Linked DNA regions of Homo sapiens: region 1 is linked to region 2. Evidence: chromatin contacts called from ENCODE Hi-C or POLR2A ChIA-PET data. All regions are on one chromosome and are shown on one strand. The core of a region is the stretch at or near the end of the contact, and the rest is flanking DNA. Distances in the headings are between cores, read along the strand shown.

Region 1 (5,303 bases), core at 355-2,854, 37 kb before region 2:
TAAGCACAGTGAAAATACCAGGAATGGCTACATACTTGGAATCAATCCCATATTCTACCTTTAACACCCTTCTTAAATCCCCTTTCATTTCAAATTAAGGATGACAAATAAGAACCAACAACTCAGAGTTGCCTGGTTTTCAATGTTGAATTAAAACTTAAGTCAGCCTTCATTTTTATCAATCTTTATTTTAGGGTCAAGAAGATGGGTTCTGGGGGTGGAGCATTTGGTTTGAGATCCTTGTTCCATGCCATAGTAGCTAGGTGACCTTGGGTAAGTTACTGCCTCTCTCAGTGCTCCGGTTTCCTCATCAGTAAAGAGAATATGATTATAGCAACTTCATGGGGTTGTGGTGAGAATTAGCTGGGGAAATACGTATAATGCACTTAGAACAGTATAGAGGAAGTGTTAGAAATTTCCCTTATCATATGGCGGGAATACTGCTATCTTTCATTGACCTTAAGTGGAAGAAATGCACCCCAGTTACCTATGTCAGCTCCAGACTCCTGCTCTGTGGGTGGGGGTGAGGGTTAGTGATTCTTTGGGTCTTATATCAGTGTGGCTTAATGGGACAAGGAGTGCCCAGTGATGCTGGTTACTTAAAAACACCACCCTCTAGCCAGCCTGGCTGGGCCCTGGTGATTACTCCTGCCCACTGGCATCCTCTGGTAGCCACTGCCTGTGCCTGTTGGCTGGAGAAAAGACCACATTCGGCACTCTTGCCAAGTCATGAGTGAGAGGCAGGCTGGTGCCTTGCCCAGCCCCATGACACAGGAGCCTGTTGCCCCAACTGAGATAATTTTCTTGTCACTAGGCCTGAAATCCTCACTAGAAGTCATCTTCAAACTGGTGTTCTGAAACAGGGCCAAGTCCCCAGGCCTGAGTTTGCAGGCTGGGAGCTGGTCTTCCCTAAAATGCACCTTTCTAAGAGAAGGAAAAAACTTAATACAGCTTGCCAGGGGGAATTAAGTGTCAGTGTCTGTTTTTTTGAATGGCTATTTGCATGTAGACAGGAAGCTTCACAGTCTTTTGCAAAAGCAGCGGGGAAAAATGAAAAAAGAAATCCCTCACCTCCCCAGGGAGACATTTGAGGAATAGTCAAGCCTGAGGGAAGTTTGGATGCCAAGAAAGCCGTGTTCTGCACTAGTCAGAATGTGGACATGGTGGGCGAGATTTGGGCAGCTGCACAGCTACTGGGCAGTTTTCTATTCAAACCCACTCTGGCAGAGGGGAAATGCTCTTTCTTTCATTCTTTCATCACTTGTTTTTTCTTTTTTTTTTTTAAAGGAAAGTTAAAAAAAAATATTACAAAAGATCCAGAGACACACTGATGTCACTGAGAGGGGAGACCCAGGTCATCATCAAAAGTTGGTTTTAGGGGACCCCCCCCTCCACCCCACAAAAAAAGCTGAGCTCTAAAAGGCAGCCTAGACAATGGATCAGATGCCAAACCATGTGAAGTGCCCAAAGGCAACTCCAAAACACCCGGCCCACCAGTGGGTGGAGGCTGCCAAGGAGACAGATGCTGTAGCTTTAAAAATATCTTCCGCTGCTTGGCATCTGCAATTGCAGGCTGCTGTCTCCAAGAAGGAGCGGGCGAGGGCTGGGACAGCTGGCCAGGCCGCAGCAACCGGCGTATATGTAACGAGAGCGCCTCTAACCACGGGGCTGCCCATTTGGCCTTGTTAAATCACCCTCAGCATATGGTGAGAGACATCTGCCCAGGATCTGGACCTCACAGCCTGGAAGAGGAGGGCCCAAAACAAGCATTCTGAGGCCTGGGAGGGCTAGAGGCAGCTGGGAAGGCATTCCCAGGGCCGAGGGCCTCCTTTGACAGAGACCTGGTTCTGAGAAAGAAGGGACTGACTCAAGGTCATGCAACAGTGTGCTGTCAGTGTGCTGGGGAACAAGTCATTGAGATTCCTTCAGCCTCTGTTTACTTATCTGTGAAATGGGGTAAAGTATATACCTCATGGGCTTGATGCGAGGGTTAGATAAAATAATTTAAGCGAATGCACCTTGCTTAATACATTTCAGTTGACTATGATTCGCAGTCTTCCAATTATAAACGTTGAAAGCAGCCACTGACATGTTACGTTTTCAAGAGGCTTTGGGAAAGATCCAAAACTCTCCCCAATCCGTCTCTACCTGCTTACTGCTGGATGAAATTCACTTACCCAGGAATTGCACCCATTTTTGGCTGCTATTAAAATGCAGCCTTACTTCCGAGGGCAAAACTTTGAACTGTGAAGAGTTTGCCCTCAAGGCAGGTTTTTGAGGGCTAGCAGGGAGTCCTAAAAAAAAAAAGGCAAACTAGGATGGGAGCCAACACCTTCATTAGAAAACAGCTCTTTGCCTCTTAGAGCCATTTAACTTTCCTCTACCTTAAATCTCGACTCCAAATAGCAAAACTATGGTTTTATTTATTTACTTATTTTTTGGCTTCCAGATAACATTCTATTGGATTATTTTTATACCACTACCCTCTCATTTTAAAAAGCCACTAGTAAGTAAATTCTTAAGTAGGGCAATGACCCAGCCTCGAAGGTAGTGGGGATATATACTCCCAAAGTGGTATTAAATAAGAAGAAATTCATACAGATATCCTGGTGGACATTGGCCATGCATATCTATGGTAGCTAGAGACACACCACTTTTTTCTCTTTATATAAGAGTACTTCATAAATATCTCTGAAGACTATGACCAATCCTTGGAAGTATCCAATATCTTTCCAAGATCAAATCTGAGACTTTTCATTACAGTGACATTACTATTCTTTCCTCATATTTGTGGTTGCATTGCCAGCCTTTATTCTCACCTGTTTCCAATCCCAACAACCTCTAATTGCCTTTTAGAGCTTATGGGTTCCAGGTTCCACTCCAGGTGTGGACACATGACTGTGTTAATTCAAGCATTGTCTCCTACCCTCTGGCCACAGTTTCGGTTTGAGAATGGGTCATAGGATGGACATGGATTCAAACAGACTGACTTTGTTTTTTTATTTTTATTTTTATTTTTTTCTGGGAATGCTGAGACTGTTTCTTGTTAGATATAAACGGGGAAGAGACTAGGGAGATTCTTGCCTTAAAACTCCAAGGAAGGCAGAATGGAGAATCTGGGTGACTGAGTTGCTAGATCAAGCCATGACTGAAGGCCATGCTATATTTGGACTTTTCAGTGACAGGAACCAATATAGTCTTTTATATTTTAAGCCTGTTTGTGTATCCTGTTTTCCATATTGAGCAACTGAAAATATCCAGATATGCTCAGGGAAGCCCAAGGAAGTTGTGCTTACAGATATTTGGTCTTGGCTTAGTTTTAGATTGTCAGTTGAGACTTAAAAGTCTTTTTTGGTTTGGTACATATGTTACATGACACCATTAGAGCTTGGGGCTGAGCATGCTTGACCTCTTGTAGCATGAAAAAGATACCACCCCTAGATTAGGAATGAGGATAAATGGGGGCAAGTCCTCATTTACCACCAAAGAATACCATTTTTGTCCTCCAGTTCCCCACTTGAATTGACAAGTGGGACATATTAAATTAAGGTTTACTAAACTTCAGCCATTTATCTATTACCCTCATATTTTTTTTCTGTATTCACCTGTGCTATTAGTTGCTTTAAATTAATTCACTTCAGCATGCTTATACATTGTTGGTGGAAATGTAAATTAGTTTAGCCACTGTGGAAAGCAGCTTGGAAATTTCTCAAAGAACTTAAAACGGAGCTAACATTCCATCCGGTAATTCCATTACTGGATGTACATACAAAAGGAAATAGATCATTATACCAAAAAGGACACATGCACTTTGTATGTTCATCGCTGTGTTGTTCATAATAGCAAAGACATGGAATCAACCTAGGTGCCCATCAATGGTGGATTGGATAAAGAAAACGTGGCACATATACACCATGGAATACAATGCATTCATAAAAAAGAATGAAGTCATATTCTTTGCAGCAACATGGATGGAGCTGGGGGCCATAATCCTAAGTGAATTAATGTAGAAACAGAAACCAAAATACTGTATGTTTTCACTTATAAGTGGGAGCTAAACATGGAGCACACACGAACATAAACACGGAAACAATAGACCCTAGAGGGGAGAGGGAGGGATGGGGACAAAGGTCAAAACACTACCTATTGGGTACTGGGTTCATTATCTGAGGCAATATACCCATGTAACAAACCTGTACGTGTACCCCCTGTATCTAAAAATAAAAGTTCCAAAAAATTAACTCACCTTTCTTAATTTTATAAGTCATTTAATAGTAAAAGAAAATGTATATCATGATAGCAAATGTGAAAGTCAATATTTAATGCACATTTAAAAAATATACCATTATTAACAAAAAAGAATGTATACCACCTAAAATTACCTTGCATATGATCCATTGGGGAAGTCTAGGAGTCGGCCATTGGTTTTCAAGCTGTGTTTTTATGGAACTAAATTGTTTTGTTGTGGCAGTGTTAGATGCAAATTTCATTTCGTAACATATTTTAACTACAGTCATCCATTGCTTAACGACAGGGATACGTTCTGAGAAAGGCGTCCTTAGGCACCTTTGTTGTGCCAACATCATAGAGTGTATTTACACAAACCTAGATGGTATAGCCTACTACACACCTAGGCCATATGACATAGCCTATTGTTCCTAGGCTACAGATCTGTACGGCATATTACTCTACAGAATTCTGTAGTCAGTTGTTACACAATGGTAAGTATTCATGTATCTGAGCATATCCAAACATAGAAAAGGTACAGTAAAAATACCGTATTATAATTTTATGGGACTACTGTCATATATGTGGTATGTCATTGACCAAAATGTCATTAAAGAGCACATGATTGCATTTTGAAAGTTGAAATAAAAATCTATGTTTAGTGTTAGTGTCAGTTTTGGGTTCCTTGTGTCTGTTTTTCATATTTATGTAAAAGAATATACTTGTCTCTCTCTCTGTCTCTATATGTATACACACAGAGACTTAAGTATATTCTTTAACATAAATATAAAATATTTATTAATATTTATAATAAATATTTTCTTACAAATAATATTTATATTGGAGACCGACAACGTAATTATTTGAGCTGCTAGGCAACTAATTTTTATATGCACTCAGAAGAAAACATCAACAATCTCTGTGGAAATATTTTAAAAATAATTTTCATCAAATTTTTATTACAGAAAAATACTAATACCACAAATGACCAATAATTCCACTGCCCACGGAATCCCTTGGGTGTTTAAAAAATAATAATGCTTATCTGCATGTACATTCTAATTTCTTATAAGTAT
Region 2 (5,673 bases), core at 1,651-4,150:
TATACTGTGAGAAAATAATGTTGGAGTGTACAGAAATCTTGTAAGTTAATGCATATTCTTAGAAATTAATATACTTACATATATTTATAATGGTCGATAAAAATTGTGCATTTAAAAATAAGCTCAGGTAGAGCCACTGCACTGCAAATATCTGCAAAATATCTGTGAAAATACTTAAAAATAGAGTTTGCAAATGCATTAAATAGAAAGTGTATAAATATGTTTACCATGGACTCTTTAAAAATATGCTGAGTGCTGAGAATATGATATGGTTTATAATTTATTGAATCTCCTCATTTTGAGTCTTTTTATTTATAGATATTTTAGCAATTTCCTAGTTTATCATAAAAGCATAAGTGCAAATTTATAGACAAATCTCCATTAGGCAATATCTTCAAATAATTATAACAAACAATCATTAAGAAGAGTTGTTCAGCTGAGAATTTTGAAAATTGAAATGGTAAATACAACGTAATATGTGAATCCAACACATCTTAACAACAACAAAGATTTCCGTGAAATATGTGTTCTTAATTTTGTGTCTGCAGTGGTTAAAGCTGCCAATCATTTGGGAAGTAGGCTGGAGTTGAGTTTTTTTTTTTTTTGAATTGTTGAACATAGTAAGGCAGTATTTCATAGAAGTATCTTGCTATTTTTTACATGTGTACTTTAAAAAGTAGGCATTTGTACCACAAGGCACAGCATATTCTTTTTGCCCAAGTGTTTTCCTGGTATGCAAAGTTTGAGTTGTACAAGTTTGAGTAAGTGACAGACAGTTCTTGATTTTAAAACTGTATGTCAAATTTTTGAAAGAGAATGCTCCCAAAATAAGTGCTTCAGGACCTAGCATGGGGTGAGGGGGCTGTAGGATAATTTAGTTGCCTTCATTTCACAGTCACTATGAGTTTTTAAATTGGAGGGCAGAAGCAAGACAAGTGCATTTTGTAATTCACATAAAAATAGTTCCATAACACATTGTTATCATTATGAAGAGGAGAATGTTCATTCTGCCTTCATTTCATGCCATATGGGTAGAATGGAGATAATTCTGCTGGACAGAATTATATTTTGAAGCAAATACATGCTTCTAGGGTGCCTCCATTTCATTTGGAGCTGAGGAAAATTTCATGAGGGTTTTCTTTAGTTTTCTATGGGAGAGTTTCTGCTAGCGATGTCACAACACAGCTAGATTAAGTTGATATGTAATATCTATTTCTTGATTTGCATGATTAAAGCATTAGAGAAGTGGCTCAGATATCAAAAGGTTTCTCATAAGTGGCAGCGCCAAAGGTAATTACTGTTAAAATGTACATGCTTGAACCCTGGTTGCTTGTTAACTTCTAAGTTGTTTACAACTCTGTGGGTTTGAATAAACTTTTTTATTTGACTTTTCAATATCAAGACCCCTTTCTTGCTTCATTTTGATATAAAACATGTATTTATCATTCTTATATCCATGTCCCTCAAGGCAACCTTAGCTTCAACCAAAAAAAGTAATGGAGGACAGAGATGGCCCTTCTCCATATTACATATTTTAAAATAACTGTTTCTTAAACAAAAGTAGTCTTTTAAAGACAAAGTTAAAATTTATACCTAAAAAAATTAAAAATTAATCGAGTCAACCGATTATTTCCAGTTAGTTATCAAAAAGTGTAGCTAAAGCCCTACTGTAAGCCTGAGTGAGTTATGAGAGGGGGTGGGGATAGAGAGGAAAAGAGGGGAGAGAGGGAAGGAGAAGAGAGGTTGTTATTCTCAGTCTTTTATTAACCAGTTTCTTTCATCCTAGTGTGTCTTTATTATTTAGAAAAATAAAAATGATCCAGAGCTCTACTCATTCTCACCTAAAATTCTGGAGTAGGTAATGACTGTCTACAACCTGGTACAACATATGCCCCCAAACTAAAACAAACAAACTCATTTGCCATACAAATTGTTTACGATTCATTAAAAAGCAAAATTGCATATCCCGTCGCTGGCAGCTGAGGCCGCGTCTCCACGGGCGGAGGGGGCATTCACTGAGTTGCCTTTGTATGCTGGGAGGACCAAGCCGGAGGTTCCCACTATGAGCCCGGAGTCTGTGCAGCCAGATGACGCATGAGGTAATTTTAAAGCTTTATTTGCCTTTAGTGTGAAACTCCGATCTTGTACTGTCCTTTGATTAAATAACTATATCAGCCAGAGGGAAGTTTAAATTTTTCTTTCAGCTGGGGAAATTGTTTGGGATAGCGAGGTGGGTGAATGGAGGGAGAGGGAGAGCATGTTATTCAAGGAAAGAGATCTAAGAGAAAATGTGAAATTTGTATTATTTTAATTAGTTCCCTCCTCCTTCATCAAAGTCCTCAATTTCCCATCAATAATGGGAAATTTACATTAGAATTATTGGTAACTGACAGATCTGAAATGCCATGGTATGTGGTCACCTTTGAGGGAAAGAAACAAATTGATTTATTCCCTATGATAACTTGTATAACTTCTTTAGAGAGCGCTCTGATTTCTCACTCCTTTTCAAAGCAAAGATCTAGAAGCACTGAAGTTGAGAGAAACTTCCCTGTAGTGTGCAGCCTAAACAGCAGCATGTGAGCTTTCAACATTGTTTATTTTTAGGCAACTGCATTGCTAAATGTTTCCACCACTTTTATATGTTATATTCCCGGCGGTAAAACATCTGTAAAATAATTTTAAATGAAAAGCAACTTCCAAGTAAACTTTACAAAAAAGAAATTACAGTTTTCCAAGTTAAAAAAAGAGAAGCATTTGGTGATCTTTGCAAGAAAAAAAAAAGAGAGAGATGACACAATTTGCCATAAAAAGTAACAGTCTATAAAATCTATGAGCTGTTGAAATACAAGGAAGTAAAATGTTTCACCCAGAATATGACATCAGCGTGCAGTTTTTTCAAAAAAAGCTTACAACTTAGAAAATCATTGCTAAACCAATCAGTATATTCATTTCTAATGTTTAACAAGCTGTATAAAGTGAAGCAATAGGTAACATCATAGCATACACAAGTAAACCTTGTTCTTGCTGGCAAGAACTCTAATGGGAAAATAAGTGCCCTGAACAAAAGTTCAGGGTCAAAGTGGATAGTCTACTGTTAGTCTAATTAGCCAAAAGCTGCATGCAACATTGTCCTGAAATTACTGGTAAAGTTTCTAATGTCTAGTTAAGAAATTACAAGTTAAAACACACATGTACACACATACCCACAACCACTTTAACTCAACAGTCCTTAGGATGGACATACTGCATCCCAAGAAGCAGCCGGATAGAATCCTGCGGTAGCTCACTTTTAACAGTCTCTCAGTCCTCCGAATTCCTAAAACTTGCCAAAATGATACCACCATTGGTCCAGGAAGGGGAAAAGAGAACTCTTTCTGCAGATCATACAGTGAAACCGACCATGCCCTGTTTTGTAATTCCATTCGCCAGTCTCCCCCTTCAACATCTCTCTCTCTCTCTCTCTCTCTCTGTTTTTTTCTTAAACTGATATCTATGTGAAATGAGCTGAAGTTCACGGTCCAGTTAGGAACGGATAATACATTCATTGTCCTGGCAGCAAACTTTTTTTTCACTCCCTGGAAGAATTCACGCTTGCCGCAAGAATAATAATTACGGAAAACTAGAAATGCACTGCTAACAAATTAATCCTTAACGGACACCACCCTAACGAGGGCAGTAATGATTTGAGGACTCTCTTCCTCACGGGACTTGCATCTCCTGTGACAATGAGCTATTGTGCATCCTCACAACTCACTCTACCTCTTATAGATCCAAAATGTCAAAGGTTGTCTGTCCTGGTTGACCATGACATGTGAGTTAACTCATTCTGCTGCTGCATGGCAGAACTTTATTCAAACTTTATTTATATCCAGAGTAACTAAAAGATAGAGTGTGTGGGTCTTTTCCACTCAGAGCTAGAGTGCCTAAGAGACAGAAAACCTGCTCTGACATAAACGGAGAAAAGTTAGATGAGAGCTGTGGGACCCTGATGGAAAATAGGGAGTGGGGACCCAGAGTTCTCTCACAGGTGACTTTAGGCAATCCAGTTAATTGGCCAGGACTAGAATTCACTCAGAGGTTGCTTCTCCCTAGTGCCCAACACGCGTCCTCAGAAAATGCCACAGCCAGAGAAAACCATACACCCCATAGTCCCTGAAAACAAAAGTAAGGGGGATGTGAAACTGGAGAGAGGGGGCAAAACCTGAGGGCTGGGACGAATGTTTCACTTTTTCCCCCAATACTGACTTGGCTAAAATATCCACCTCCACCTTACAACTGATACTCTTTAAAAAAGAATTAAAAAAAAATAGAAAACCCCAAATACTGTCCCATGGAAAATGAGGGCAAGCATTCCTGGGAACTCAAGTCGCAGAGTGGCAGAGAGAGGATGGCAAGAGGCAGCAGTGTGAGGCTGCCTCACTGAATAGTGTGAAAAAAATCAAATGTGAGTTTGATGAATGTGAGGTCTGGGACATTTTGTCAAAGAGGGAGGGAAAGTAGAAAAGGAAAAAAAAAAAAAAAAAAAAAGCAGCCCCGGCTGCCAACTCACCATCCACCAAGTTCTGGCCGAGATGTCGTAGCAGAGCTGCCATTTGATGGAGCCGTCGGAAGCTTTCCCTGCCATTACGCTGTCAGCAAGCTTCATCTGATGCTAACTCACGGGAGATAAGACACCTAATTGAGAAAACATTTGCAGTGGCATGTGGGGCAACATGTAGTCCGGTCCATACCATATGGAATCATGGGTAAAAAAAAAAATCTCCTTGACAATGAACCAATCTCTCACAGACCCAGTGGCAAGGTGAAGTGGAGATGAAAAGTCTTCTGCTCCTAGCACTGTCTTCTCCTCTCTCCTTTTTAAAAAAACAAGAGCCCACTGCTACACATCAAAGGGAGGTAGTTAAAATTAGGGCTTCATCACTCAGATGATTTTGGTCTGCGGGGTTTTTCCTTTCCTTCCAATAACCAATCCCCCCCTCTTTTTTTTTTTTTTTTTTTTAAGGAGAATAAAGAGATTTAATAGGACAAAGGCAGGTAGTGGACTGCGGAGGGAGATCGCCACAGGCTATTAGCCTAAAATTTCTGCTTGACAGATGGAACTGCTTAGAGACTATCATGCAATGTTTTGGGCTTTTTCCCCCCTATTCACCCCCCCTTCTTTGACTTTAAGTCTGATTCAGTATCTGTTTTTCACAGCCACTTTTCTCAAGAACGTGAGCCGTGCATTTACAAAAATGTTTAGTTCAGTTTTGCTGTCTTACACATCTCTGTTGGAAAAGTCTCAAACTAAATCTGGGAACAACTGAACAGGTTTTCCAAGGAGTTAAAAAAAAAATTTCCAGGAAAAAATATTTCTCTTTCCTTACTTTATTTTTTGAAAATTAACTCATTAGTTAATTTAGTCATGAAGGAAGATAAACAAGAGATGGCAGCATTCAAGTCTCTTGATTTTTGGTTTGGCTGGCATTGTGTTTAGATGTATGATTTATGTGAGTAAATAAATACATTACTGATATTTTACAAGTTCTAACCTATGCTGGGCTAGGCACCACCGATGTTTTTTGGTGTCTTTTTAAATACATTAATTTTGGACTTTTCCATTCTTTGTAAACAAAGCAATCAGTCATTATCAATTCGGTTTAGCACAATTCAGGCTAAACTTGACATGAGCTC

The links. A loop is a pair of places that touch in the nucleus more often than their neighbours do. ChIA-PET counts read pairs that join two places held with the same protein, here RNA polymerase II (POLR2A). Pooled maps may share reads with other maps.
Region 1: a map of psoas muscle shows a loop between it and region 2 (2.5-fold over the local background). The contact joins two enhancer-like sites. A Hi-C loop is called at or near these places in 2 of 168 maps with a recorded cell type or tissue (heart left ventricle and psoas muscle) and 1 of 50 pooled maps. POLR2A ChIA-PET finds 5 or more read pairs at or near these places in 5 of 52 experiments (CD4-positive, alpha-beta T cell, Caco-2, Panc1 and 2 more).

The regions. Positions count from the first base shown.
Region 1 is chr1:60,900,077-60,905,379 of GRCh38, reverse strand. The region is part of intron 2 of LOC105378764 (a long non-coding RNA gene); the gene reads left to right. Among named protein-coding and RNA genes, the nearest start is that of NFIA-AS2, 68 kb to the left of the region's middle. RefSeq lists an enhancer at 1,612-2,145. Within about 2 kb of position 1,604, at least 11 of the 41 ENCODE cell types and tissues checked have a DNase peak (open chromatin) inside an H3K27ac peak, as active enhancers do.
Region 2 is chr1:60,864,343-60,870,015 of GRCh38, reverse strand. No RefSeq gene overlaps it. Among named protein-coding and RNA genes, the nearest start is that of NFIA-AS2, 100 kb to the left of the region's middle. Within about 2 kb of position 2,900, at least 2 of the 41 ENCODE cell types and tissues checked have a DNase peak (open chromatin) inside an H3K27ac peak, as active enhancers do.